Regions from separate parts of the Homo sapiens genome. Here region 2 is linked to region 1. A link is a loop called in an ENCODE intact Hi-C map of the cell type or tissue named here. Cell type or tissue: heart left ventricle. All regions are shown on one strand. Links, peaks and the distances in the headings refer to the core of each region. The heading gives the core; the rest is flanking DNA. Region 1 overlaps TENM4 (teneurin transmembrane protein 4). Region 2 overlaps TENM4 (teneurin transmembrane protein 4).

Region 1 (15,673 bases), core at 4,527-12,526:
TTTCCCATAATGCAGCACAGGGAACTAGATGGAAAATATGACTGATCTGTCAAAACAAAAGAGGGCAAATCAGAAGATCTAACATACAACTAATGGAAATTTCAAAAGGAGAAAATGAGGGAGAGGAAACAAAACTATGGAATAAAAAGGGCAAAGAAAAAATTGTAAAAGCTCTCGGAGTGTTGGTTTTCTTTTGCTTTCTGAAGGTGGCCAATCTTTGGAAGGCTGAGGAATTATGAAATAAACAGAATCTGTGAATTGAAAGCAGCACACGGTTTAACAGTCATCCCTGGGGAAAAGGATGCTGCGAAGAAGTTCTCTCTTTTTCTTTTTTGAGACTGAGTCTTGCTCTGTCGCCCAGGCTGGAGTGCAGTGGCGCGATCTTGGCTCACTGCAAGCTCTGCCTCCCGCGTTCACGCCATTCTCCTGCTTCAGCCTTCCGAGTAGCTGGGATTACAGGCGCTCACCACCACACCCGGCTAATTTTTCTTTTTTTGTTAAGTAGAGATGGGGTTTCACTATGTTGATCAGGCTGGCCTCGAACTCCTGACCTCGTGATCCGCCCGCCTCGGCCTCCCAAAGTGCTGGGATTACAGGCGTGAGCCACTGCGCCTGGCTGAAGCAGTTCTACTCTCTAGTTTGTCGGCCAGAAAACTAGGGCAACTACTGGGTGCTGTGAACTATCTATAGTGGAAGATTGAATCATTGCTCCTAATTCTTCACCCTTCTCCTCGTGCCCTTTGCCCTGGACTTTTCAGTACTTCCTACTACAGGTGGAGTGCATTTCCCTACCCACTAGGGAGCTTGACCTCTCCCTTCTGCTGCCATGAAAAGAATGTGCCCCAGCTCTCCTGTGGGTCCAAGGAGGATGAGAGACTCATGGAGCAGACCCGGATCCACCTGCTGATTGGAGTTAAACCCCCCAGAGCCCAGTTTAGATCAGCTGACCCCAGCTCACTCCCAGACAGACGAGTAAGAGTCAATGATTGTTTTAAGCTACTGAATTTTCAAGTGGCTTGTTAATGCAGCATGATTGTGACAGTACAGTTGCTTAATACATATATTATATCAACAGATTTTAGAATTCTGAGATAGACATTGTTACCTCCATTTTACGGTGAAGAAAAGACAAAGGCTCCAAGAAGGAATGCAACTTACCCAGTGTCACACGAAAGTAAACTCAACAACTAAGGCTTATTCTGTCTGTGAAGCCCCAACTTTTAACTTCTGTACCAAATTGCTTCTCAGCAAATGCTTGTTGGATTAATGGATGAACAGACAAAGGAATAACAGCCCATCCACTGGGGCCAAAAACATAAACTGCACTCACTCAAACTCACACTCAGGGCCTGACCACCGTAAGGCCTGAGCAAACTCATCAATGTTCCCAAAGAGGCTATTTTCCTTTTATGAGGTGTCTGCTGCACAAAGAGCTTGCCGGGAAAACAAATCCCCTTCATGCCAGGAAACAAACAAACACTGCACTGGAGTGGAAAATAATCGCAGCCTGTCAGACTCCTTGGCATGCTGATGATCTTCATGGTCCAGCAGATGATGTCAAGGATGTGACCTCCGGAGGCTCACAATAGGCAGTCGAGGAAGCCCTCATCTAAATGGATGACACAGAGTCCCACAGCTGATCCGCGTCTTAGTGCCTGGTACTTTAGCAGCTGCTGGGGAACTGTCTGATTGGTACAGCTTCTCCTCTGAACCGATGGGATCCTAAATAATTAATCGCCCTGTTTTCTGTGGGGTGGGAATGGGCAGACCGTCCAAGAGGCTACAGAGGTTTCCCTGTTTAAGTAAGAGAGGATGAAGACGTTTAGACCTTCATCCCTCCCCATTTGATTCAGAATCTCAAAATAAACTGAAATAAAATCGATGATGAACTTCTTTTGGTTTCATAAAAGTACCAAACTTATCTCCAATCCAGTAGAAAAAAATAGACAAAGAATATGAATATTCTATTTACAGAAGAACAAATACGAACAGCTAGTAAACATATGAAAAGACACTTGGTCACACTGATAGTTAAAGAAATGCAGATCAAAACAACAGTGAAATTACATTCTTTTCCCTATCAGGTTGGTGAAAATGGAAAAGCTTGATAATTTTCCAGTGTTTACCCACAGGAAAGGGGCATCCTCATATGCTGTCGATGGGAGTGTCCACTGGTGAAACTATTTTGTAGGTCAATTTGGCAATCAATACCTATCAAAATTTAAAACTTTTTGGCTCATTTATTCTATTATTAGAAATTTACTCTCCACTTACACCCATCCCCCAAAACATGCCAAGATAGGCATATGTCACAGCAAAAAACTAGAAAAACGTAAGTGTCTTTGAGCAGAGACTGAGGTAAACGATGTATGGCACATTCAACAATGGAAAAATATGCAGCAGTTAACAAGAGTAATTAGTTTTGTAAGGACTGATAGTGAAACACCTCCTAGGTACGTTGTCAAAGGGAAAACCCAAGAACAGAGGATAAATGGGCTCTTTGGTATAAATAAAATATGAGCCTACACTTTCTTTTACGGAAGAATAGCAGAAAACTCTTTTGCTGTGGCCACCCTTGGAGAGAGGCAGCTAAGGAGCTAAGACAAGTCACGCGTTCTTTTCTGACTTTCTGGACTCTGTACTTTCTGATCATGCACATCCAATTTTTTAAAGTCAACAGGAGTTACTGGGGCAATGAGATTAAAGGCCATTTTGTTTTCCTTACCCTTGCACACATCAAAAATCACTTATATTAAGTGCTGCAACTGACTATAATATTGTGTTAATATTATATAATGTGTTCAATGCCACGCTGGTGAGGTGAGAGTGGAGGAGAGTCACATACACAAGCAGCTGGTGTACAGGAAAGGATCTGGAAGGAAAGATAGTGTCAATCACCCCAGTGGGTTTATTTGACAAGCTTGAGTTGTTCTTCCCTGGGAATAATCAGAAAAATAAGAAACTGGGGCTTGGGAGGTGGAAGGAGACAGTGGAGGTCGGGTAGAATAGAAGCTTTTCCATGCATCCTTGAGAGCCATGGAGGGGACAAAGGAAAAGTCTTCCCAGTTCTGGAAGGGCGTCATATGCCTTGCAGATGATGGGAAGCCCAAAGTGAGAGGGTCCCACTGGGCTTGTGGGGGCATGGGCAGCAGCCCCGCTGGGTGACCAGAAAGGTCTGGAATTCACCGCAGAATTGGGGGCGTGGTGCAAATCTCCCCACAGTTAGGGAGGTTGAAGAGGAAAAATAAAGATGCCTATTTTTCCATCTCAAGTGTCCAAGTTTATTTTCCTGTGGGACTAAGCTGCAGAGTACAGGTGACCCCTCTGTCTCCTTTACACTCTGCACCCAGCATGGTGCCCAGTGCACAGAAGGACCTGTGTGTGAAATGCATGGGATGCTGACACAGTCTTTTCAGTCCGGCCTCTCATGTTCCTAACGCCTCCGTGTCTTACATAGATCCCTGCAAGCCTGCAGCCAGGTATCCTTTAGAGCCTAGAGTCGGCTGGCAGAAGATATTTATACATGCAAAGAAGCTCAAAGAACTCCTCTTGGAAAGCCTGACCTATTTCACCAGTTAGTGATATCTGAACAATAAAGATTCATTTGACTTTATTAGATCAAATGTAAAACTGAATTTAAAATTAATTAAAAATGACGGCATACAGCTCCTTACAAAAACACCTTTGATGTGCATTCAACACATTGAATAGCTAAAGTTAGGGAAGCCAATGAGTTTTCAATTATCCCAGCTACAGGCAGAAAGAGATAACATGGATAAAAGAAATCCACAGATAATCAAAATTAAAAATCCTTTATTCTTTCTTTCCATTTCAACTTTTGTCCCTAACACAATCTTGTTAAGACTCTAAGGAAAGCTCAGGTTTGTTCAATCTTCTCTTCTGTCCCTTTCTCTATTGAAGTAGAGATGTAAATAAGGTAAGAGAAAGTGGCCTGTCCTGAGAAAGCACTGTGTGTCAGAGCAGAGCTGGGCTGGACAGTCTTTGCTCCTCCAGCTCTTTTCTCTACCCTTCGCTGCCCTTTTCTGTGCCCCAGGAGGCTGAGCTTTTGGGGTGATATCAATGGAATTCTTTTCCCTTTGACTTCCGGTTAGGGTTAGGCTATTGGAGCCACCAGCCTCAGAGGACAGAAAAGAGAGAGGCTGGGTTGTTTATTCCCCCAACTCTTCCCTGCTAGGCTATAGTTGTTAGTAGTGGCTTCTTTCTTCTACCTAAGGCATGGCTGCTGTCCAGCATCTTCTCCTGTAGCCATAGCTCTCAGTAACTACTCCTGCCCTTTCCTATTTAGGCCTAGTGGGTAGTAACAGTTTCCTGGTGTTGCTAATCCTGGGGTGCTGCGCTATCTCACCGGCTTTCTGAAACCCTGCTCCTCTCTCAACCCTCCTCAGTTACTCCATTTGAGTGCCTATCAGTTCCCCACACTTGCCATGTATTGTAGCATTTCATGTCCTCATTTTCCAGGGAAGTGGAGAGGCTGAAAGAGGGTAACTGCTTTGCCTAAGGCCACATCACCAGGCACTGGCAGAACCAGAATCCCAAGCCAGGACTGCCCAGTGCCAAAGCTTGGAGATCTGACAACTCGATTTCACCAGTGGGAAACCAAAGCAATCAGTGAGAATCTGCAAAATGGTGTCACCTACAAGAGAACCATTTGAGTTTCCATCTCAGAGTTCAAAGGGTTCAGAGGCTGGATCTTTAAGACTGTCCATGTCAGGTTTGTCTGGACCTGTTAGGAATCCTGCTGTTTATCAATGACTTTGTCTCTTGGATTTTAACTTTTAAAGGTCCTGTCTCATTTGTGGCTCCTGGACTCTGAGCCTCACACAGGAGACTTTCAGATTTCAGGCTTTCATTGGGTGATAGGGCTTTCTGGGAATAGGGCTTGAGAGTGAGGTGGAAACTCAGTTACGTTACTAATCATGTCCTCATTCATCCATCCATCTGGTCACTGTGCAATTACTAAGGGCCTGTGGAGTGACCAAGATGAGCAAGACATAACAGATGGCTCCTCATCTAGTCAGGATCAGTGACAAAGTCTTCCTGTAGAAAGCAACCACTGAGCTGCAATTTAAAGGATAAGCAGGAGTGGGCATGTTGTGGATATGAGAGACAGAGCAGTGAATGAAGGAAGGCAGGAGCATTCCAGGCAGAAGAGGTGGCCTGAGCACAGGATGCATGCAGGTGGTAGGAGATGGGCTGGAGGGGCACATATGGACCAATCATGGTGGGCATTGTTCAGTGTACTAAGGAACTAGGCCTCAAGTATCAGACTGGGGCCCAAGGTCTGGGCCAGCCTAGTAGCCTCTCAATCTGAATGTTGTGTCCCAAAGGGTTGTTATGCCACTTCTTAAAGAATTAAAAAAAAATTTCCCAAACCTATTTAGAAGTAGAGATAATAGTTCAATGAACTCCTATAGACTCAGCATTCAGGATGCTGTTCCTTAATCACCTCCAGTTTCAGGTAAAGACTGAATCTAGTGCCAGGAGCTCACCAAGGCTGTGGTGCAAATGTCCTCAGCTAGAGGGAGAGGACACCAGCCAGAGGTGCTCCTTGAGCCTAATAGAAACAATGGCCAGCAAATACTGATCCACTTGCTTCTTTTCATCTGCATCTTGGAAGGGTGGAGGGTGGAGGGGCCCACAGCTAATGCAACAAAGTTAATAAACTAGAAATAGTTGACACGTGTCTTTGACACACAGGCTGCCAAACCATCTGCCAGGGAGGTTGAGAGCCTCCTCTAGTAGAGGTTTCTGGAGTAAAAAGGAATACACAGGCTATCAGAGCAGGTCACACAGAATCTCACACTGGCCCATTATTAAGGCCACCACATTGCTGCTCAGAAGGGGAAATTTCAAACTGAACTTGAGACCAAAGAGCATCCTGACTCCACAAATGCTATCATTAAGGATCATCATAGATAATGTGGTTTTAACTAGAAGGGCTGAGGTACTGGCAAATGTTCAAAAGACTTGTCACGTGAGAATCCACCAGCACCATGGTGAAAACAGCCTGCAGAATGAGAGTCTGCTCAGGTGCAAGAGTTTAAGCCTTCTTCCTGCAAACACCTGCGAGGTGAGGGGTTCACTCAATCCATGGTACAGACAGGTTGGGTGGAAAACTTGGTGTTATCCCCCTTACATTAATGGGGAGAGGAGAGGGGTTTGGTGTCTTGTCATGTGCTGAGATGGAAAGGGTTTTAGAGTCAGACAAATAGGCCTTTGGAGTCAGATAAATAGGCCTCTCTATTAGTTACGATGATGAGACCTTGGACAAGATGCATAACCTTTCTGAGCCTTGATTTCATGTGTAAAATGGAGACAACTACATCTACATTCTGCAGGGCTAACCAAAGGTTTAAGTGAATTAATGCATCTCCACACTGGTACAGGTGACTATTATACAATGGATGGTCAGAAAGCATTACTTTCTTCCATTTTCCAGCCTCCCCAAGCTAGTAGGCAGTGGGGCCTCCATTCAAACTCAAGTCTTTGTGAATTCTAAGGCTGGCCCCCTTCAATAACTCTATACAACTTCTCATCCTTCCTTGGTAAGGGCCAGGACAGGGCTTTATTTCACAAGGTCAAGTGTGCAGTAAGTGAAAGTGGCCTTGACTTGTAATACACCAGTTTCCAAATGTGAGAAGTTTCCTGCCTGCATCTCTAAATCCTATCAGCCTCCTGCACCAGGGAATCTTTACTGACAGTGAATGCATTAAATACCAATAGATGGCTGGGCTTCTGAGCACATCACATAATCCTTGTCTGCTAACAGAGCCAGGGGCTTAAGCGGATGCAGTTATTTCAACCAGGGAGGCTCAGGCAAAGCTGTTTGTCTCTTTTTAAGCAAGTGCTCCCCCACCGGCTCCCTGGCTCACTAGAATGATGTGTCTGTCATTTATTCATGCAAGCCGCCCACCTCTCTAGGCAGGCAAATCATCTTTATGCTCATCTGAAGAAAAACATGCCCGAGATGAGCAATCTGAAGCTGAGTTCCAGTCCTGGCCCCCCCCACCTACTAGCTGTATGGCCAGGGATAGTTTCTTCATTCTTCTGGTTCATTCCAAAATAGTGAAGATCACACATATTTGGTTCACAATGCAGAGAATTACAGTGCACTAGGTCACGTGCTCAGTGTTGAATTAGCTCGTATTTCTCAAAGGAGTTGGAGGGTGTTCCTAGGACAGAAGTAGGTGTGCCATAATGAGAATATTGCTTGGCCAAAAGGAGGGTTTCATCAGTTATGTACCTACGCAGACTACTTTGCACAGCTTGGTCAAGGATCAAATAAGATACAGAATGTAAAGTGTAAAGTACTGTTCAAAAGTAAACTAGTATGAATTCATCTATCTGTGCATCTACCCATTCATACACTGTTTCCTCCACCTATCCATCTAATTCAACAATAAATATTTACTATCTGTTACATGTTAAGTCCTAGGCATTGGACATACATCAATGAAAAAAATATGTAAAAATTCCTTCCTTCCTAGAACATACATTCTAATGAAATCTACCTATCTATCTTCATCTACCCAGCCATCTGTCCATCCATCCATCTATCCATGCATCCATCCATCCATCCATCCATCCATCCACCCACCTACCTACCCATATACTCACTCACCCATCCACTCATCCATGCATCTATCCACTCATCCATCCACCTATCCATCCATCCATCCCTCCACCCATCCACTCCCCCATCCATCCATCCATCCATCTATCCATCCATCCATCCATCCATCCATCCATCCATCCATCCATCCATGCACACCCATCCATCCATCCCTATACCCATGAACTCAATCACCAAGTATCCATTAAACATCTACTATGTACTCACTATGGCGCTAGGTACCAGCAAGCAATTAAAAGAGAAAAAATCTCAACAACTCTCTTTTGTTGTCATTTACTGTAGTCACGCAAGATGGGTTAATATCACATCGCTTGCTGACAAGATCCCTGGGCTCTGAGCATCTTATTATGGCCACTTCTCAGACCTACCAGTTAAAGAGCTATGTGATGCAGGAAACTGTTAATAATCAACTTAGTGGGATACAGTGAGCACTGCCACCTGGAGGGCTGTGGGTGGTGGAGAGAAGTGGCTTTTTATATGGAGGTTACAATTTTTTTGTAGAATGAACAAACATTGTGCCTCAAACATAGTTGTACATCTGTTTCTCATGTGAGAATAGATATTGTTGTGACAAAATATAACTTCATTTAAGGGCATCGGTGAGCCGATAGTCACTTTCAATCATTACTTAACATCAGAGTTGTGACTAGGGTAAGGTGAGCGAGGCACCAAGGGTAAAAATTTTCAGGAGGCACTGAGTGCTGACCCTGTGATGGCTCCACCCTGATTGCGAGTGCTTCCTTAATTTCTACCCCAGGATGCCTCACCTACATCTTATCAGCAGTATAGTAAGAACATCCCTTTAATGAACACATTCCATATGTCTGGACATGTGCTATGTATACTTGGCATATATTATCTTACTTAGCTTTTACAATCACCTTAAAAAATAGAGATTGTTAGCTCCACTTTACAGAAGAGTAAGCTGAGGCTAAAGAAGGCATATGATTTACTTCAGGTAATGGAACCAGGGAACCTAGGTCTGTCTGTTTTCTGACCAGAGAACTCTTCAGGGGCAGGAGATCTGCCTTGTTCTTCCCTGTTGCCCAGTATGCGGTAGAGGGACTCAGTGGACTCGTGACTGTGGACTCCATAAATTACCATTTGCTTTAATTCAACTCCCTTCTTCCTCCTCAAGCAGCACGCCTCCGGTGCCAACTCAAGGCTCTCCAAGGCTGTACCTCATTACTGCCAAAAGGGCCCTCCCACCTGCCCAGTATTCCCTACTCCTGACACAGACTGGCCTGAGGTTCTTCTGGGGATCCAACCCCAGATAATGCCAAATCTTCCCCCAACCCACTTCATTCCCCTCTCTTACAACTCCTTGACCAAAGGGACAACTGGGCTATGAAAACGATGTTTCCTGAGCTCAGAATTTCTTCTTGGAAACAGAGCAAAAGAAATAGATGAAAATGAGGCAATTTAGAGAGATCAGCCAAGTCAATTTGTGATAACCTGGGTTCTAAAGTGGCCATAATTGAGTGACAATTTGCCATGAGGCACAGGGGGCAGTATTCCTATTTGCCTTGACCTGGCAGGTTGGAGAGGGAGGCTGTCTAGTGGGTAATTTCTGACCTGAGCCATGGAGACTGGACCTTTTGTGTGGAAAGTTCACTGGGAAGTACGACCCCCTGACCCTGGGTCCAGACATAATTTCATACCTGGAGATCGACCTCTGCAGAAAAACTGAGCTGAACTAGCAGGGTAGCCTCCATGCTTGTGTGTGGGGAAAGCTGATAGATCTGACCCCACAAACCTGTACCAAACCCTGCTCCAGGGGCTGTGGAATGGACATTCATTAGACACAAACTCTGTTCCCGGTCCCATGCTAGGCCTGTTCCTGTGAATTCCTTCAAGAAATGCTTGCTGTGATTCCATGAAATGCTGGGGGAAGCATCCTGGTTTCTTTTGGGGATGATGGAAATGTCCTAAAATAGATTGGCTTGGCTTGGGAATGAGCCCCCACAGTATCTTCGGCTCTATATGGAACCCCACACCAGGAACCCCTGGGGACAGCTCTTCCCACCTTCCTTGGGTCTGGAGGCTGGGCTGGGAATATACAGAGAGAGAGAGCTGTGGGTTTTGTAGGACGTGATGGCTTCTACAATTTTTTTGGTTTGCTTTTCTTTAGGAGGAGGAGCGCTATGTGTTTGGAGATGAAACCATTTAAAAAGCACAGATCTTGACAAAACAAAGCCAGTGGCTTCTTCCTCTGCAGCCTCTCAAATTTCTTTCCTGACCCCCAGAGACAAATACTGGGGCAGGCCTCTGAGTCCCTCCAAAGAAAGATGTTATGCTGCCAACATTTGGTTTCTTATAACCTCTGGATGGATGAAAGCAAGTCATATGCATGGTCCATGGGGATGCCAAAGGGGCCTGCGGAGGAACATGAGATCACAGCCCTGTAAGGATTTTCTTATATTTTGAAGAAATAGCCTTCGGGATAGATTACTTTTCTTGAGGCAGAGACCATAAGATGGAAGACAAAAGCCTCAGAGCTAGGAGTCTGAAGTTTCAATGGTGTGTGAGTACCCATCACGTGCCAGGCGCCACCTGCATCTTCTGAGACACGATGGGTCCCAGCTCTGCACTGGACCCAGGAAAGTCTTGGAGGCTCAGTTTTCTCACCCACAAAATGGGGTCAATAATGACGCCTGCCTCACTGGGCTGCTGTGAGAGGGCATGGAAAGGCTGAGAGGTTGCAAAGTGCTGTGTAGTGCACAGTTTATGGGTGCTTTTCCTGTGTTCTTTCACAGGCTCTATTCACAGAGCCCAGCCATTGGTCTGACACTCCAATCTGGACTCTTCTTTGAAAATTACCAGATTCAACAAAAAACATCTGGCTCAGGGTAGGGAGCCCCAAAGGAAGTGGACGCCAGTCTTGATGACTAAATTACTACTAGCCCTTGCTAGAACTGAAAACAAATTTTATAACTGTAAACTGCTCGTTCCATCCATTTCCCCTAGTCTTTGAAGATCCGTCTCTTTCCCAACCCCATTTCCTCACTACAGCAAGAAGAGATGCTTCAGAAATGAGACCTCAAGATGTAACTCTGAAAACAATTTAAAAAGGAATGTGTGACCCAGCAAGTGGCAGAGGTGCTTGGAGAAGCAGCTTGGTGTATTAGGTTTAAAGAACAAGACTTAGAGTCAAATCCCGGCTAAGCCTTAGGCTGGCTGTGTGATCCTAGACACATTTCTTAATATCTCTGAGTCTTTTAAGTATCTTACCTGTAAAGTGAGGATAATGACAATTACATGGGAGGATATCTTCGAGGAAAAAAATGAGATGATACATATAGGTGACTAATAGAGGCAGTGCTTAATAAATATTCCCTGAATTGAGTCGAATTGAATCAGTGCATGCTATCTCTCTCCCTTCCCTAACACCTTTGCTGAAAGCTCAGCTTTTGTAGCTCTCCCTGACCACCTGCCCAGCACAACATTCTTTTCCAATGGGCTCAGTGGCGAGAGGAAGATGGAAAGCATTTGGCCAGAACGCAGACCTCATTAACTCCCGTGTCTCTCCATCTGCTATCTATCAGGAACCCAATGCATGGAGGCAGGTGACCAATAAAAGCCCTCCCGTTTCCCTTTGTCTCTGGGCCAGTGCATGACAGTGCAAAGCTGTCCACAACTGTGGGCCCCGTCAGGGCTCTGCTCTGGCCGTCTGACTCCTAGCAAGAGCAGAGACTTTGCTGGGCTGAGAAGAAGGAAGCTGAGTTCACAGCCAACTCAGAGGCAGCAGCTGGGCCCACCTGGCCTTGTCTGTAAGTCAAGGGGGAGTCTGAAAAACCAGCAAATGGCACCGCAAACATGGTGAAGTAACGAGGTCATTATGTACAGCACAAAAATCTACAATTCAAATGAGTTTCTTTATTTCCCAAGGGCATTGAGAACATTGCTTGTTTTACAAAAGTGAGACGTGCACTCTAGTTTTTCCAGAAACATGGAGTTTGCAGAAAGAAAGGTGCAAAGAGTCCATGTAGACAATAAATGCTCAGTAAAATGTGAGCTGTTGTTACTACAGAAAATGTCTGCTGAGAACTCCTTCACACTTGTTGCAGGTGGTATGCAGGTTTGCCCCTAAATGTCCAGGTAGCCAATGGAAAGTAGTAAACATGATTAGTTTTAATCAGTATCACAATTTCCAATGTCTAACAGTAACCCTAGTAACCCAGGACCAGCACCACTGTTAATGCTACTAAAACCAGGGACGAATACAGCTCTCCCTTGGTATATATGGGAAACTGATTCCAACACACCCTCCAGTTTATTGAAATCTGTGCAAACTTAACCACATATGAGAAAAGTGGGCCTAGACCTCCCTATGCATGGCCTACGGGGCTTCGCATCCCTTGAATATGGTATTTTCCATCAACATTTGGTTTAAAAATAATCTGTGTATTAAGTGGACCTATGCAGTTCAAACCCACTTTGATCTAGAGTCAACTGTAGTATCTTCCTTAGGTCTTCCAGAATGGACATTGTGTAATGAGAAAAAAGAGATGTTCAAGTAGGAACTGCAAGCGCCGTTTTGCTGATGCTGACCATTGCTCTTACTTATCAGTGTCCGACTGTGAAGAAACCAGGCTATCCTTCTCACTGAGATACCACGGGAGCAGTGAAAACATGGCCGGCACGGGTGCTTTACAATCCCAAGCTACCCGGGCTCAACATCTATCTTTTGGCCTTCCTGTTTTGTCACTAGTGGAATTAGAGTATTATTAATCAACCAATCAGCCAAATAAGGCTCATTACCATTAAAGAAGAGAAAGTAAGCTTTATTTATGCAATTATAAGGCATTTACAAAACAAAGGGATTATTATTAATACTTGAGCCTGGCAATCTTCCCAGAGTGGTAAACCGACAAGGGCTTTGTTCTTGAAGAGGCAACACAGCAGTAACGGATTCCCGTCCCCCTGCTCTAAGCTCTGGGTGTGTGGCAATACCTCCTGAATATTCAAGGAAGGTTCTGAGGGCCTCCTCTTCCCCTCAGTGTTGTTTGGGGAAAACATCAGTGGGTTGGGATTAGGAGGCTGGTGTACTACGTGACCCCAGCCCAAACAAACAAAATCTCTGGGCCGTGGTTTCCCAGCAGTTACACGTTGGAAATGGGACTAAAATCACAGGGTAGGACTTGTAGAAAATACTTGGATCCCATTCCCATTTCAAACCAATGGAATCAGAATCTCCGACGGTGGGGTCCCAAAATAGTATGTTCAAAAACTGTTCTAGGTGATTCTAGAACATAAGCAGGGGCTGCAAACCACGACTTGGATGCCCTCTAAGTCCATTCTGTTTATACCTCTGGTCTTGTCAACACTTAGGATTTCTCAGAGACACCTGTTCCTGGGTTATCAAAGGCAAATGTCTGCAGAGGGTCTGCAGGCAACCTAATGAGTGGAGGCAGCCAGGTGTGGGGCCAAAGGTGTTCAGCTGCCTGTAGACGAAGCATAACACCTGCCTGGGTAGAATGTTTTTTGAGATACAGTACAGGAAAAATCAAATGGCACACACAGCCTACAGCCCTCAGTTTGAGACCCCGGACAAACTGACAGATCTCAGTTCCTTTTAGATGGCTAGCTCACTGCCTTGTAATGCATGAAACTGCATGCTCCCTGGTGACACAGGCCATTTCTTGTTTGACTTTATATCAGAAGCCCTAGGCACATGAATGAAGGGGTGAGTGGGTGGGTCTCGGACATTCCTTGGTTCTTCAGTTTCACATTGCGTGATAAAGACTTTAGGAGTCTAGGCCTGCACTGTTCAATACTGCAGCCATTGGCCACATGTGGCTATGGAGCCCTTGAAACGCGGCTCATCCAAAGTGTAAAATACATATCACATTTCAAAGACTTAGAGTGAAAACAAGAATTTACATTTTTCTTAAATTTTTAAACAAATTACATGTCGAAATGATATTTTGAATAGATTGTGTTACATGTATGATTAAAATTAATTTCCCCTGTTTCTGTTCATTTTTTTAAATGCAACTACTAGAAAATTAAAAATATTATATTTCCATTGGAGTGTGCGGCTCTGAGCCATTTTGCTTTCATCTACTTTTCACATATATATCCATGTCAGCCTTGTGTGTGATTTTTTTTTAACATTTCTCTCCTATCAATAAACTCTATCTTTCTCGCTTCTCATCTTCCAGTAGGATTATAATAAAACAGCATGAGAGATGGGGAGGAAACAGGGCTTTGGATTAAAAACCTAGTCCTTCTCTCAGCCTAGGAGGTTATGCTATCTGTTCCCGTCTCTCACCTTCTACCCAGGGTATTTTCTTGTAAATGACCATGGCAACTGTCTCAGCTCCCTCCCACAAAGATTTCCTCTCTCTGATGCCTTTCTTCTCATTTCCTACTCTCAGAACTCTTATTCATCCTTCAAGACCCAGATTAAATGCTACCTCCTTCTGGGAAGCCCTATCTGATTTCCCAGGTGGAGTAAGTAGCACTCCCACTTGCCTCTCCGGCACTCAGCTCTTACTGCTGTTGTAACACTTCTCCCAGGAATGACTGTGATCCTTTGACCAGCTGGCCTACGTCATAAGACTTACTGAGTGCAGGGCTGATCTATTCTGTGTTCCCAAGGTCTGACTCAAGATCTGACATGTGCTCAGTAAATGTTAGATGAATGGATAGATCTCACGCATCAAGGGAAGTATCTTTATACATTCCTTAATCTTCTCAACAAATATCTACTGCATACCTACTAAGTGTCAACCATACCAAGCACACTCTAGGCACAGGGAATACTGCAATGAGCAAAATAGTCAAAAATGCCTGCTTTTATGGAGCTTTCCTGCTTCTGCTAAAAAGTACCTTGCATCATCCTAATGCCCAGATGTTCAATAAATATTCACTATGCTGATGTTGAAGAAGAGGAATGATACAGGCAGGAGGAGCTCCTGTGCCCCAGAGCCCATCCTTCTGAAAGGCACAGGCCCTTATCTTTGCTACTGGTGTCAGTAGGCCCTTATCTTTGCTACTAGTATCAGTAGAGGCTCCCTTAACAGAGTCTTTACAACCTTCCACTTACGCTGTGCACTAAAGAGTTTAAGAGGTGCAATAACATTGCAGCAGCAGGTATTTATTGGTTTTGATAGAGACAGAGGCAGCTCTGAATTGGCCAAAGCATGACTTTTGCTTTTTTTAGAGGCACACTAGTAGTGACCAAGGAGACTGATAAGACTTTCAGAATTGTCTAGAAGAGTAACCATAAAAAACAAATTGAAGCCATTGCGTGCATTAAACAAAGGATCATTAAGCAGAAGGATCTCTGCCCTTCAGTACCACAGAGTTTTATGGGAGAGACAGGCATATATATAAATTATGAGATACAAAACACGTTGGGATAAAGGTTACCACATTCACAAGTGAGCATTTTGGATATCTTATAGGAGTTTCATTCTTCACCCACCCAAAACAAAGCTCCTCATCTTCTCTCCACAATCGCTTCTTCTCTGGTCTCATGATTGGCCCCACCATCTACCTAGTTACTCCAGCCACAAAGTGAGACCTGTTTGTCACCTTCCTCTCCCTTTCTCACCATCCACATGTAATCAAGAACTGAATCTTGTCAGTTCTAATTCTAATCAGCTCTACAACCTACACATGCCTCTCCAAACTCACTACCAGCACCAGAGTCCAGCCCATCATCATCACATACTTGGCCTATTGCAAAGCCTTCTTGTCAATCTCCATATGTCTACTCTTGACATAGTCCCTGCACCTGCCCTGCCCCACTGTTCTGTGGAGGCCATTTACCCTGTTCAAATCCAAAGATGAATGTCCTAATATGAGAAGAATGCCAGAAATGCCTCACTGTTCAGCCCATAGTTCTAATTCTGAGATTTGGAAAGATAAAGGTTGATGCTAGGTAAACTATATAGAATAATGGAGTATATAGTAGGGACTAAGGTTTAGAGTCAGACACACCTGGCTTTAAATTTGAAATCTCCTATTTCCTTGCTTTGTGACCTAGACAAATTAAAACATCTCTGGTCC
Region 2 (15,673 bases), core at 3,579-11,578, 200 kb before region 1:
AAGCTAGTAGCCGTCAGTGTTGGCTCCCAGATCACAGGCAATTCCAGCCAATTTCGTGCTATGCGGAGGAGGCCCCAGGTCAAACTTCACTAAGGCAGCTTGAGGCAACCAAGCAGAAGGAAAGGCTAAAATTATGGCTTAAAGGGAAGCTGAGATTGTATCAAAAAATGATGGTTCCAAGAGTCTCATGTGGAAGATAAGGCAAGGCTGGGTGAGGGAGTCAGGCACCAAGGTCAGAAACCAAGATGATCTGCAGCAGGATGGAGCGTGGTGGGAGGAGTGGGCAAGGGATATGGCTCATCACCAAAGCTGTGGACTAAGAACAAGAAAGCACAGGGTATGGCATGGGACAGGCCATGGCTAAAGGACCCGGAACTGGGCCAAGGTAGCTGTGAGGCTGGGAGAAGGATCAGGGGCAAGCCCCCCGTCCTTACAGTACTGGCAAGCCATTTTGGTCACAGAATTTAAGAGTCTTGAAGTCATCCTCAATGCTAACAAGATGGTGGGGAGGAGCAGGGAAGAGAAAGTTCTATCCCCATCCACAGGTACAGGTACTACCCTCACTGCCACACCTCAGTGAACTACAACCCTTGCCCATTCCTCACCTATGGCTCACTCTGACCTGAGCACCTGTTGTCTCTCTCCTGGATGACTGCAATAGCTGCCTACTTCAGCCTTTGCCTGTTAGTCTACTCTCAACACAGCTTCCAGAATCATCCTGTTCAAGTATTAGTCAGACCTCATCACTTCTCCACTCAGAACCCTCCGTGGCTCCCCTGCACTGGCCTGCACACACCCCTACTCCCTCCCCTCTTTGGCCTCCTCTACCATCTAGCCACTCTGGCCTCCTTGCTGCTTTTCAAACTAGCCACACACACACTCCTGCCTTAAGGCCCTAGCACCTGCCCTTCCCTCTCCCAAGATTGTTTTACTTCCAGACATCCTCACAGCCTGCTCCCTCACCTACCGCAAGGCTATGTTCAAATGTCACCTTCTCTGTGAAGCCTTCTCTGGCTACCATCTTTACAACTGCACCTCCCCATGACACTGCCCAGACTCACCCTGGGGACTTACTGTCCCCCTTTCCATAACAACTATTATAGAGAAACATCCTATGTTATTTATTTTTTACCTTGTTCATCATCAATTTTCCCACTAGAATGTATCTCCATGAGAGGGGGCAGTTTTGTCTGCTTTGGTCATTGCTGGAACCCCAGTATTTAAAACAGTGCCTGGTACATAGTAGGTGCTCAACAAATAGTTGTGGAATGACAGACAATCCAGCTAACTTGCAAACCTTACCTCCTAGTACACTCTGCCACCCTATTCCCAGTTGCACGCGCTTATGTCCTAGCCTCATATGACAAACCTTCTCTTGGTTTACCCCCAAGCTTTGCCCACATAGAATGTCCCCTCTTACCCCTCTTTGCCTGTTACAGTCCTTTCCAGCCCTCAAAACCTAGGGGCCAGCACTTCTTCCATAAAGCTTTCTCAGATACCTTCTGATGGGATATTTCTCTTAATCCTCTAAAACATGTACTTCAAATGTCATTTTTCTAGCATGTCATAATTTGAGAGTGGCCCAGTATGATCTCTGGGTCCTGATCATTTCTAATAGGTTATGGGTTCAATTTCTTTTCTGGAAGTTTCTAATATTGACAAAGAAGTTTATATTCTGGATATAGCTAGAAGCATCTCTAGCATCTATATTTTTTGGGTTGAGCTAACATGAACGTGTCTCTATAAAACAAAAAAGACTGTAGAACACGGTGGTCAAGAAGGATAATGGGCCAGGTGCGGTGGCTCACGCCTGTAATCCCAGCACTTTGGGAGGCTGAGACGGGCAGATCATAAGGTCAGGAGATCGAGACCATCCTGGCTAACACAGTGAAACCCTGTCTCTACTAAAAATACAAAAAAAATTAGCCAGGTGTGGTGGTGGGCGCCTGTAGTCCCAGCTACTGGGGAGGCTGAGGCAGGAGAATGGCATGAACCCTGGAGGCGGAGTTGCAGTGAGCTGAGATCGTGCCACTGCACTCCAGCCTGGACGACAGAGTGAGACTCCATCTCAAAAAAAAAAAAACAAAAAAAAGGATAATGGACACTGTAGTAGGATGGATCTGGATTCACACCCTGGCTCTGACATTTACTAGCTATGCACCCTTCAATGAGATAACCTAACTGCTCCAAATCTCTGTGTCCTTGGCTAGAAAATGAGGGAAGGTTAAGAGTTGGTGGGCTTGTTGTCTCCAAGGTTCTTTCTAGCTCACAGATTCCGAGAGGCTCAGAGGCTCTGGCTCTACCAGGCTCTCCTCAGTCCTCTTGGGAGCCTGGGGGCAAGCAGCAGAGTAATCAAATGTGGGGCCCAATCCCTACCCTAGTGGATGGGACCTAACTTCCCATTCTAGAAGATGGTGTCCCATTGTACAATGAGTTGGGTTGCTGCAGTATTTTGACCACTTTGGGACTTAATGATAGATATTCTTATAGATTTTTAAAACCAAGTCTCTTGGGTATGGGGCCAAGGAGAGCAGAGGATAAATGGAGTTAATTGGTAATGAGTTCCTTTCTCACTGTGCTTTGGAGATGCTCACCTAATCTACTGACTCTGAATGAGCAATTTGGCTGCCTAATTAGGTTAACCAATAATTTCCCTTTTGACACCAGGCTGCTTGACAATTTGGGGCAGGGGTAACTGTGATTCTGTTTCATTGTTTCCTTTCAAAGTAGGTTTCTTAATTTGCCTCTGGGATTAAATCATGTACATTCTTACTGTTCCCCAGACCCATCATGCTTCTGCGTGCCTCCAAGCCTTGGGTCATGCAATTGTCTCTATTGGGAATGCCTCTCTCAGATCCCTCACACTCAGTGAAATCCTACTAGGCTTTCAAGCCCCATGCATAACATGAGTGGAATGAAGGAATGAGCCTCTGCACCCTCAGGGCAAAATGAACTGCTCCTTTATTGTCATCATCCAGCTTCTTAAAAAATTAATATTAATAGCTCCCGTGAATTAAGGCCCAACACAGACCTGACGCTTCACAAATGCTGTAGTACAGGCTCACGGCAACACTTCAAGGAAGGAAGATGGCATGCTGTTTTTGTAATTTTTTATCATGTGAAAAATACATAACAGTTAATCTTTTTAATCATTTTGAGGAATAGAGCTCAGTGGCATTAGTGTAGTCACATGGTTGTGCATCCATTACTCTTATCTCTGAACTTTTTCATTATCCCAAACTGAAAATCTGTACCCATTAAACAATAACTCCCCAACAGCCTCTTCTTAGTTCCTGCTAACCACTGATGTGCTCTTTTTAAAATGACAAAACTGTGGCTCCAAGAGGTGAAATGCCTTGCCCAAGATCTCAGAGCTTAGACTGGGGCAACCAGGACTTGAGGCCAGGTCTCCACATTGGACTCTGAAACTAGCATTCTTTTTCCACTCTGCAACACTGCCTGCTGCACCTCTATTAAAGAGCTGCAAGGTGGTCACAGCCCTGCCTCCCTCACCGGTCATCTAGAGTCCACATCCTAGAATCATGCTGCACACTGAAGGAGCTCAGCATAGCTGTGGGACAAATTACAGAATGAACCCACAAAAGACACTGTGTCAGCTTGACCCAGTGCTTGGGAGCGAAGCTTGAATTGCAACCTCTGCTTTCTAAAAAACATCTATTGCATGCCGACTGTTCCTGACAGGCCAGCTTCTCACTGCCTCCCGACCCCCAGCCTGTTGGCCTCTCACGGCAGGGGAGGAGAGGCCTGAGGGCTGGCTCTGCCTGAAGGCCCCGAGTAGGAAGATTTGTGTTTACATTACCCAGTCAATTCTGTATTTATTTTAGATATTAAGCAGTGACATAAAAGCTGCTGACATTAACCTTCAGGGGCAGAAATTGTCTTTAATGGACCCCATAAAAGTTATTATTGATGGCAGCTGCATGCAGCATCAGTGTGACCTCTGCAAAAGCCTCTACCGCTATCAATACTGTTGACAATTACTATTGACTAATGCAAGGCAGGGTGTGGAGGCAGAGTAAATGTTCCTGTGGCTGGAGGTTGCTGGGGGTTATGCTTCACATTTTACATTTATCTGGTAAGGATCTCTGAGAACTTGGTTGCACATTTTTGGTGGCCTCAACTGAGAGCTGAGGACGCCTGCAGACTCAAATGGAGGCAGGCAAAGGACTCAGAGAAACCAGACTTCAAATATAAGCTCTGCCAACTTGCTGACTCGCAGGCTATTGTGTCTCAGTTTGGAGCCTCAGGTTTCCCATTTGGCAAATGGGAATGCCACTGAGTTGCCAGGGAGATTAAAGGCAATTGCACATGTACAGTGGTAGGCCCATAGCATGAGGTTGCTGCCTTTGCTCTACCCCTGAGAAGTGACCACACTGTGATGTGTTCACTGACAGGTCCAGTGGAACTGAGCCCTGTTCTGATGGTGAGATCCGAGTTCTCATCACAAGAAAAGGAGAGGTCTGGCTGGGGCCCAGGGGTTTGTTGAGGTCAGTGGGAACTAGAGAAAGATGGGAGAAGGGGAAGGTAAAAGAAAAGGGAGAGACAGGGTAAAAGGAACCAAGACTTTTGTCATAGAGCCTGGCTCCAGCTCAACTAGATATGTGGCCCTGTGCACAGCCTTTAATCTCTCTGTGCCTCAGTTTCCTCCGCTATAAGTTGGGGAGATAATAGTGTAAGAGGAACCTGAACCTAATCAGTGAATAAAAGGGAGCCATTCCCATGATTGCTGTCATTATTTAGATCTGAGTACCGCATAACGAAGCTGTTAATGTAACTTCCTAACCAGGAGCAAGTAGACAGCCTTTGGGCACCTATGGGGAGTCTAGGTTTAGGGAGTCCAGTCTTGGAAGGGATGTGGGAAACAGAAGCCCTTTATTAGATTCATCTGCCTACCTCCTCTGCCCACCCGTCTACCCTGAGTACAGTGAGGCTTTGAGTTCTGTGGCCAGTGGGGAAATGGACGATCACAAAGAAATGACAACATGGCCAGGGGAGCAGGCAGCCATTTCTCTGTCCCACTATCAAAGGCTGAAACTCTTCAGGCTTGATTAATATGTCATTATCACCCAACAGAGGCTTAATTCAGCTGTAATTCAGCTCTCAGGGAATATACAATAATGTGCGCAAGTGTGCACCTCTTTCTGTCATGACTTTATGTTAAGTGATCATTTGTCACCATGGCAAGAAGCCTTCAAAAGAACAAATAACCCAAGTATTTTGCTACAGAGGGAACTCACTGTAACTAGGGCTGTAAGAGTAAAGATTTTAGAGTCATGTAGGCTTGAGTTCCAATCTCATTTTGCTTGCTGTGTGACCTATGCAGATTTCTTAACTTCTCTGGGCTGCGGTTTCCTTACTGTGTGCAATGGGGATAATAAAACCTTCTTTAAAGGGTTGTAGGGGGAGTAAATGAGATAATATAGCTAAAGCAGTTAGCACTGTGCTTAGGTTGAGATAATCGGTGGCAACTATTTTTTTTTTTTTTTTGACAGAGTCTAGCTCTGTTGCCCAGGCTGGAGTGCAGTGGTGCAATCTTGGCTCATGGCAACCTCTGCCTCTGGGGTTCCAGTGATTCTCCTGCCTCAGCCTCCTGAGTAGCTGGGATTACAAGTGTGCACCACCATGCCTGGCTAATTTTTGTATTTTTAATAGAGATGGGGTTTTGCCATGTTGCCCAGGCTGGTCTTGGACTCTGGCCTCAAGCAATCCATCCACCCCAGCCTCTGAAAGTGCTAGGATTACAGGCCTGAACCACCATGCCCAGCCATACAACTATTAAGTATTAATGCTGTTATTATTATCATTTTCCTCTTGCACACCTTCATCTTGTGCATGCAATTAGGATCCAAGAATTCTACATCTGGAAGGGCCTACAGGTCATTTCATTTAGCTCAGCTAGACCCAAAAAGCGTTTATTAGAATACTGGTCCCACCAGATGCTCTGAGAATAAAAGAGTTCTGTGGTCAAATTGATTTGGGGAATGCTGCATACATCCTCCCTTGGTAATTTATCCATTAGCATGCACATTAACATCTTAAAAACTCTAAGAAGCCCTGCAGTAAAGAAAGTGGTTTAAGTTTGTTTGATTCAGTGTTTCCTACATTATTTGACCACAGAACAGCCCCTTACCCCATCTAAGAACTAACATTCTCAGATCAGGGGATGCTAATTTCATTTAAACTATTTATTTTATAGATGAGGAAACTGAGGTCCCAAGAAAGGATGCAATTTACCCCATGCCACACCCTAGACCAGTAATAGAACTGAGGCTCCCTGCCTGCTGTGGTGTGATGGCACAGACCCTATTCTCTTTGTGCCAGGCCCTGCACTGCCCTTCAATTTAATGCTCAAGTTCAGTGCGTGGTCGGGGTGGGGAGAAGCAGGGTTGCTGGCTGGGTATGGCCTTGGGAAGGTGGGTGAGGGAGTGTGGGTGGTTTCCCACCAGAGAGAGGGAAACTCCTCTGGTACTGAGGTCATCGGCCCCTTCACAGGGCTGGCTGGGGACCAACGGAGAGTGACAGTGCTAAGCCACTACCCAGTACCCAAGCAATTGCCACCCTCCCACCCCTAGACAAGTACACAGGCTCCCTAGGCGAACATGTTAGTCCTCTGGGAGGGGTGGCAGGATGCACCTTTGGAACTCTGCCACATGGGACTCTGGACCCTAAGGGGATACATTTCCCCCACCTGACCCTGACCGTGCGTGGTCTCCTGCCCATCCCCAATCTGGGGATCAATCTTGGTTTTGCACCACTCAGTTGGAGCCTCCTCTTCAGAGACTAACCCCTCTAAGCCTCATCTCTGACCTGGTCCCTGCCCTGATCCAGGGGAATCCCGGGCAGGAATCACGAGGATCTACATTTGAAGCTAGAAGCCAGCAGGGGGCACTGGCACCAGGCTAGGTGCTTCCTATTCTATTAATAATTCAGACTGCCCTCCCCTTACCCTTTTGCTGGCTGTCGTGCGGAAGCACCAGCAGGCCTCCTCTTCACTGGGCTTCCCAGAAACAGCCCTCCAGGTGCTGGGGCTGTTCCTGGGCTCTGCCACTCTTTCCTTTGCTGCCAGAACCCAGCAGGACCCACCTCGGTGCTGACCTGGCTCAGCAAAGCTGCCCAAGGGCTGGTAGGGCATGAAATATATAGAAGGGGAGATTCCCCCCAGGCAATAGTCTCCACGCAGGACCACGTTCGACTCAGAGCCCCTCAGAATTCTGCCAGCAAGGTCCCAAGGGAGAAAGAGGAAGACGCTGAAACTGGGCCCCCTTTCCTCCACCATGAAAAGGAGGTGTGTGAACCAGGTGTCATCTTTTCCTCCCACAGCCTCTCTCAGGCCTTGGGAACGAGCCTCAGGGAGGAGAGTGGAATAATGAGTGTGCAGCTGGCACGTCCTGGGATCAGGGGGAAGCTGCAGCAAAGCCTCAAGTTTTAATCATTAAAGTTTATTTTTTTTTGTCTTTTTACTTTCTTTTTATTTTTAATAGACAGATAATAATTGTATATATTTATAGGGCACAATATGATGTTTTGATACCTAAATACCCTGTGGAACGATTAAATCAAGTTAATTAACATATCTCTCATCTCACATACTTATTTTTTTGTGGTGAGAATATTTAAAAATCTACTCTTTTAGCAACTCTGAAATATATAATGTATTATTATTAACTATAGTCACCATGCTGTGCAATGGATTTCAAAAACTTACTCCTCCTAACTGAAACGCTGTACCCTTTGACAACATCTTCCCTAAACCTCAAGTTATCCCCAAATGACAGTTTTTGTTTGGAAGCCATCCTCTGAACAACATAAGATGCTGATGTGGGACAGCGTTCCTAGAGGTTGCCCAGGACAGCTGAGCACCTGGAGCTAGAGATGGCATGAGCAGGATTCAGGCAGGACCAGGCCTTGCTGATTTGATGGAGGATAAACTATGGGGAATCTGTTACCACTGCCCCATGCCCTCTCTGCTCCCCTGCACACAGGCACCTTATGAGCAATGACCCAGAGACTTAGGCGCCTCCCTAATCCGGAAGCAAAGAGCAGCGACCCAATCTCTGGCATGTCACTCATGGGTGGGCATTTCACGTGACTCTCCAAGAGACTCTGACATTTGACCCCTGAGAGTAAAGCAATTTTTCACCAACTTCACCAGAGCCCCGGCAGTGGAGCAGGAAATCAATATTATAAATAAAACCCCAGCCCCACCACCCAGGCACCCGGCACAGACCAAACCAGCCACTCACCAGTCTCAGTGTTTTCATGCTCGGTGTCGGTGAGTGTGAGATTGGAATTGGCCCGGCTGGACAGGCAGGAGCTGCGCCCTGACCGTGTGCTCCGGCCCCACAGACGCACGGGGTGCTCAGGGGACAGCACCGTGTCAGCCTCCATGTCGGCATCAGAGCCAGCCCCCATGGAGTAGCCGCAGTGGGGGAGGCCAATGTCTGTCCGGTACAGGGTCCCGTGAGGGGGCGTTACTTCTTCCAGCCCCAGCTCCCGCAGGGTGAAGTTGGCACCTGGGAGGAAACACAGGTGAACTTGGTTAGGGCACTGAGATGAGGTCTGCGTCTGCCTCTGCCTGAAGCCTGGCCTTCTTACCCCAGGGCTCACTGTCGTTCTTTGAACTTGCTGTGGCATTCTATGCCCATGCCTTTGTTCAAGTGATTGCCTCTGCCTGGAGGGCTTTTTCTGCCCCCTCTTCATCAGCCTGAACCCTCCATTTCCCTTAAGCCTCAACTCAAATGGCACCTGCTCTGTGAAGTCTACCCCAATACCAACACCTGTGCAGAATTCATTTTCACTTTCTCCAAGCTCCTTCCAGAGTCCTTGGGCCTGGTCATACTGCACAGTAGAGTTGTTTAAGGGTCTACCCCTCTGCTGGAGGTGACCTCAGCAAGGGCAGGCACCATGTTTTGCTTATGCTTATTCTTAAATCTCTTTCCCTAGAACAAAAATGCAGTACTCAGAAGGGGCTCAATAAATGCTTGTTAAAATGAATTGAGGGCTTCAGGTCTCCTTTTCCAGGGAGGACTTTTCAGCAAGTCCTGAGCAGGGCAGAAGCCCAGTCGATGAGATCTAAATGTCTCCCTTGGGGCCAGAAGTTCCTTTCTGGCCAGGTCAAGAAAGCCTGAAGCTTGAGAGTGAAGAAGATGGGGACTGGCAGAGAAAAGTCAGCCTCACACCAGGAAAAAGGCTCTGCCTGCTGCTTCCTTATCCCAAGTGGGTCTGTGATGGGGAACTGGCAGAGACAGGTCTCTTGAGGGCTTGGGCAGGCCTGGCAATGCCTAGGACAGAGGCTGGGTAAGAGAAGGTCACCTAGGAGTAGTACCTGAGTGACAAAGAGAATGCTGACTTCATGGAAAACTAGCCTCCCTGTCACTCCTGCATGTGAATTCAATGTCTATTCAGGGACAGCTTCTCCTGTACTTCTAGTATTCCCAGGAATGTGTTGCAGGGAAAAGGAAGAGGGAGTATACAAAGTCAGTAAGGGTCAGATCCCACTTAACGTGACGATCTGGAGAACTGGAGTTATAATCAGGCAGAACCCACATTTAAACCAATTCATGCCGGCCCTGGGCCTGTACTGAGATACAGCAGTGAATAGGATACAGTGCCCAACTTTACAGAACTCTCTGGCGGGTAGGAGAGACACAACCAAACACATGATTAAGTGTGCAAGTTCAAAATGGGGAGATCCACAGAGTGCTCTGGGAGCGCAGGAGCAGAAGGTGGGATATTGGGGTGAGGAGCTTAGAGGAGAGGTTTGCGATGAGAGTGAATGTGGAGAATGACAAGTTAGAAGGCAGAAGAGGTGGATGGCCAAGCTTTAAAGGCCTCCTCGGCCAGGACTGAATAGGACAAGCCTGCAAAGGAAAGCAAGAAAGAACTGCCGGAGGGGTAGGAGGCGAGCCAGCAGAGACGCCATCTTATTATAATGGTGTGTCTCACTCTTACAGATAAACTTGTGCTCCCCTGGTGTGTCCTAATTATCTGAATCCAACACCTATCACACCTGCTGCAGAGTAGGTGCCCTGTAAAAGTTAGGTAACCACACACATGCAGACACACACAGACGTGCACGCGCACACACACATGCACACAAGCACACACGCGCGTGCACACACACGTGCGCACACACATGAACACACAAGTGCACACACACGTGCAAACATGCACATGCACACACACGCACGCATGCACACTCGAGCACACACACGCATGCACACTCGAGCACACACGCGCACGCACATGCACACACGCACGCACAAGCACGCACACACACACAAGCACATACTCTGGCAGTACTCTGGACAACAGATAAGGGGACAAGGAAGCGGGGAGGAGAGACCAGCTGGGGTGCTGCTGAAATGCAAGCTGCTATGCTAGGCTGTGGTGGTGGGTGGAGGTGTATCTCAGGCCTCCTACTCAGCTGGCTCAGGCTGGGACAGCCTTGATGCCAGGTTACAGTCATGAAGTACTTCCACACAGCTTGGTAAATAACTTGTGCCAAGCCACCTCAGTGCCTCCTTCCACACCCAGTGCCTTTCAGCCTCTGCTCTGGCTGTTCCAGCCCCTTCCCAATACCCCCAATCTCCTCATGATCCAGTTACTAAACAAAGGGTTAATGTCCGCGGACCAGGCATAAAAGAAGCCCGTGGGCTCTGCTCAGTGGCCAGGCAGACATTCTGATTGGTTAGAGGCTGGGCCAACCAGATGTTAAGTATTTTGCATACCACTCCTCCGTGCCCTACTCCAATCTGCCCTCCGATTTTGCTCTCCTTCAAAGAAAAAGAAAATGCCAAATTAGAGCCTAAATTCCTCAGTCGGCTTCCTGCTCTCCCTGCGTATCACACTCCCTGGCCGCTCTCTGATCTACACTCCTCTCTCCTGTCCTGCTCTCGCCCCCTGTCCCCATCCACAGTTCTATCTGTGCTCTGTTCGGCCGGCCCTCTCAAAGAGAAGCCACTCACGTGTTATGAAGAATGACTCTTACATTAAGTGAAAAATCAAATTTATTTGCAACAAACAGCCTGGGCTGCATTGATTTCCATCTGGCTTGTCCTGCATGCCCTTTTAAGCAGCCAGACTCAGCATCAATACAAGTGAGTTAAGACATCTCGGGACTAGGATGTCTTAGGAACTTAACTCCTAGGAAAATGCAAGGTAAGGGCTCACTCTAAGGGTTCCATGATCCTGTTGAGCCAGTCAGCTCCTCTGATGTGTGAGTTTGGAAGATTTACTTCATCCAATTTAAGAAGTCCTCATGGTTTACTTGCTTTATGTCCTTTTTGGCCTCTTTTCTGAGGCCCGGGGCATGAGTTGACATCCCATCTCACTCAACATCTAGCTGTGCAATCTTGGGCTTGTGATCACCTGAGCTTCAATGTTCTTGTCTTTAAAATGGGATGATAATCTATGACCTGCTACCTTCAAAGGATTTTTGAGGATCCAGGGTGATAATTTGAAGGAGAGTATTTTGTAAACTGCTACGCACATGCCTGCCTATGAGATGAGAATGCTTATTTGTTATTTACAAAGACAAGGAGCCGCCCCTTCCCTGAGCCTCATGTGCTAGGTCCAAGCCAACCGGGGCTCACTGAGCTCTGTCACTTACGGACAGGACGGAGCAAAAGAAAAGCTTTCAGAGACCATTTTGTCTCTTCTCTTCAGTGAGATCCAGAGATGACAATGAATAACAGGCAGCATTTCTGAAGCATCTGTTCTGTGCCAGGTACTGGTGTCAAGTGTTTCATTTATAGTTCTCATCAATCCTCACCACCTATTAGGTACTGTTTATCCCTTTGCACAGGTAAAGTAGCTGAGAATACTAAAAATGGCAGAGCCACAGTTCAAATCTAGGTCTGTTTGATGCCAGAGTTGGAGCCTTAACCATAAGCTGGGAAAGGGACTGCTCATTTTTCAAGCCTCACAGGCAGAACAGGTCAGCTTTCACATGGATACAGGCCTGTGGGAGAGAATGGAAATGAAGAGGTCATAGGTGTGCTCTGTGTGTGTGTGTGGCCAGCTCCTCTTACCTCTGTGATCTTGGGCAAATGATTCACCCTGGGGTTGTTATGAGAATTAAATAACACTGTCAAAATGCATATACATTACATAGCACAGTGCTCAGCTGACCCTGTCTGTGAAGGGGGAGAAGGGCAGAGCAAATCAGGGTGGGCTGCACAAATTGTCAGGCATTGGTCATGACCCAACAGGCATCAAAGAGGGCTCAAGCCTCTGCAGGCAGAAAAACAGGAATCACCGAGGCACCAGGGTAGGAAAGAAATATCATGGCAGGTCTGGAAACTTGAGCAGTTCAGCAGGGCTGGCCCATGAGTGGTGGAGTGTGGAGAGTTAGGGGACAAAAAAAGTCTAGAAAAACAGAAACAGATTTGGGGAAAGAGTTCTATGCTAGGGGGAGCTCAGTTTAAGGGCAACAGGGAGTCACCCCCAAGCTTCATCTGGCTGCAGTACAGAGAATGGCTAGAGGCGGGCAGCTCTGGGTGAAGGGGGGTGGTTGTGGTTAATCCTCCAAGAAAAATGATAATGGTTTGCACTGGGAAGTATCAGAGGGAATGGCTAAGAAGAATGGATTTGAATACTGGGGCAGGATGGATAGGCTTTGGGGACTACTGTAGGTAGAAAGTGCAGGAGAGGGAGCCAGGCACCAGAATATCCTACAAATTACTAAGTTTTCATGTCTAACCATCTCGGGAAGGTCTTCCTCTCAAGGTCACACAGGGCTTGACACAAAGAAACTGCTAAATATGTTTGTTGAATGAACAGCAAAACTAGGAACTAACATTTATTCAGCGCTTACTTGGTATTATCAGGCTTACCACTTAAAGGCCATCTCATTAAGTCCTCAGGACAATTCAGTGCACTAGGGAGGCTTCTCACGGCCATGTAACAGTTGAGGACTGAGGCTTAGAGGGGAGCCTAACTCAACTCTAGGCAGGTAGACAAACACTGGAGCCCAGCTCCTAACCACCTCACTATGCCAGGGAAGTGGGTGAGCGAGAAAATAAATGAACTAAGAATGAACTACAGGGCAGGCTTTTTACCAGGTCCAAGTGCCCAAATGGCAGAAACTTGCTGTTGATATGGCACCCCAACTGGTGTTCCAGCTCACCTGTGCCACGCCCACCTGCGCCACGCCCACCCGAGCCCATGCCTACCTGAGCCAAGCTCACCTGCGCCTGAGGCCCGCCCCCTCGGCCTTGTCCTTACCTGTGCGGCAGAATTCCTCGGCCTCCTGCGGCACAATGTCCTTGACGCGGCTGCCATAGGCTAGGCGGGCGTCCTGGTCGTAGGCCTTCAGGGTCTCGCTGGAGCTGTACGATTTCTGCGGGGCTTTGCCCTCCTCGCTGTCCGCGGACGAGCTGGTGTAGCGGCGCTCGGCGTCGCGGCGCCGGGTCAGCGAGCGGTAAGGCTTCCTCTCCTTCACGTCCATGGCCTCCGGCCCGCGCTCCTCCACATCCACAAACAGGGTCCTCGCCGCACTCAGGGCCGAGTGGTCTAGAGCCAGGGAAACCAAAGATAGGGCGTGAGAGGCAGAGAACATTCCCGGGTTCATCCTGGTCCTGGATTCACCCTTGCAGCCCTGTGGACAGAGAACCCCAGGCAGTGGAGGAGAGGGTACCGCTCCACCACTACGCAGCCCATAAGTGGCAAAGGAAAGTCGCACCCAGGACCTCTAATTACAAATCCTGGCCCTTTTTGCTACTTAGCCTATTCACCTTGAGGAGGCCTCCTCCAGTGATGGGCACCGAGGAAGCTGACAGCAAAGGCCAAAGGGCACTGGTGGTTAGTAATATTCCTAGGTAGGAACCAAGCCTGTTTGGTTCCCATCACATCCCACATGGAGCAGGGCCTGACCCAGCTCTGGCCCAGGGCTCCTTAAAAATCTGTGAGATGAATGATTGCATGCAAACACTGGGGTAAGCACTTTGCATATATTATCTTAGTAAATCTTGATATCTTCTGAGATGTTATTACTCTCTCCAACCTCTTTTGGAAACGAGCTAAGGTATAAACAACCAACCCACACTTACCACTACCAGATGATTATATAATTATTTGCTTTTTGCCCATCTCCTTCTGCTAGTCTGTAAGCTCTATGAGAGCAGAAACTTTACCTGTACTGCTCACTCCTGGTCTCTAGCACCTCGAACAAGGGCTGGTACACAGTAGGCGCATAATAAAGATGTGTTTAATTAACCAGCTAACCATCCCCATCTGACAGATGAGAAAACTGAGACTCGGAACCCCCTTCAAGGTCACTTAGGTGTCAAGTAAAAAAGCCAGGATTGGAACTCTGATCTGTTTGGCTCTAAAGCCTGCATTTTTCCTATTCCATTCTGCCTCCCTGAGACGTCTCCCTCCTACTCTTAGTACACAAAAGTGCCCTTCCAGTTACTCAGAGAATGTCCCTCACCTCCAGACTTGCCCATCTCCTCAGTGCCACCGTCAGCACTGGGCAGCACAGTGTCTGCCCCATCCATCTGGGTGTTGCTAGAAGGTCTGACTGGTGGGAAGCTCCTAATAGCCCTTTCTCCTCTTTTCCCCATCTTGACCCTTCTGCCCTACACTGACACCCCTGGATTTTTGAGTTGTGATAGCACCCTCTTTCTCCCTCCAAATGTCTTCTTTGAGCTCTGGGGTAGCAAACACAACCATACAGGGCCAGGAGCTCAATACAGAAGGAAAGCAGAATATCCTCCGCAGAGACATAGGGCATCACTTAGTTTTTATGAAACACAACCTGCTCAGTTCTGGCTTTCTGTTGCTCCATCTTTCAGAGCAGCATGGGTACACAAGACATTCCCCTGCTTCACTATCCAATTAGAGAGACAACAGAGCAAGAGCTGTGATAAATGCTGCCAACATCAGATCTCAGTGTCCAGGGTGGGGCCTTGACAGCTGGGAGGGTGGGTCTGTCCAAGTGCTTGCCTGTGCTGCAAAGTGGGAGTGTGGGTGGGAGTGTCTGGGGGGTGGGGGTGTCTTGTGAATTTTTAAGACAAGCTGGAAATTTGGAGTTAGATATAAAAGCTATGACTTTAAAATGTTGATCCATTATTATTATTTAATTTTAATACTTTGCAGGCCAAACAAAAGAGACTTCTGAGTTGAATTTGCTCTGAGGCTCGTAGTTTCCAAATTCTGCCTTTGACCATGGACATCAGAGGTAGCTCTTTGGCCCGTTTTTCCAAGAGTGCAAACATTTGTGATTTTATTGGTGCCTCACAATAACTGTGAAGTAGAGATTACAATTATTTTCATCCCCATATTATAGATGAAGCTACAGTGACCCAGGGCCATATAGTCTCCTGCCTAAGGCCACATGGTGAGTTAGTTGCAAAGCTGGCACTAACTACATAGACTGCAATGCCTCGGGATTATACCTAGATCCAATTAAGATGAATAGTTGACACTGTTTTGGTTCCCGATTCTCAAAATATCCCTGGAAATTAATGCTGGGGCAAGGGGTGTAACTCGAGACACACAGAAATCAAATTATATTACTGAGGCTCAAACCCAGAGCTCTGAGCTCTGCCATCCTGATGCTCAGTGTTCCCAATAGCTGGCAAGATGATAGTCCTCTGAGTGTCTGAGAAGCAGGACCACAAGGGAAGATCAGTGATAGTACCTTCTA

The links. Peaks named below come from ENCODE experiments on the same cell type or tissue, not always from the same donor. Only the 100,000 strongest peaks of a DNase experiment are listed, where the experiment ranks them.
Region 2: it touches region 1 in a loop (2.9-fold over the local background); 3 of 110 quality-filtered maps call a loop at or near these places.

The regions. Positions count from the first base shown.
Region 1 is chr11:79,251,919-79,267,591 of GRCh38, forward strand. The region is part of intron 2 of TENM4 (teneurin transmembrane protein 4); the gene reads right to left. Among named protein-coding and RNA genes, the nearest start is that of MIR708, 140 kb to the right of the region's middle. RefSeq lists an enhancer at 10,770-11,335. In heart left ventricle, for the core only: a CTCF peak has its summit at 8,102 (motif pointing left); a DNase peak (open chromatin) is centred at 11,393; H3K27ac peaks cover 785 bases.
Region 2 is chr11:79,056,474-79,072,146 of GRCh38, forward strand. TENM4 (teneurin transmembrane protein 4) reads right to left here. Exons shown (of 34, transcript NM_001098816.3): 5 at 13,249-13,536; 6 at 8,265-8,534. The coding sequence starts at 13,471. Among named protein-coding and RNA genes, the nearest start is that of TENM4-AS1, 29 kb to the right of the region's middle. RefSeq lists enhancers at 3,208-3,708, 3,709-4,209, 10,213-10,779, 13,276-13,832. In heart left ventricle, for the core only: a CTCF peak has its summit at 6,903 (motif pointing right); no DNase peak of the experiment used is centred there.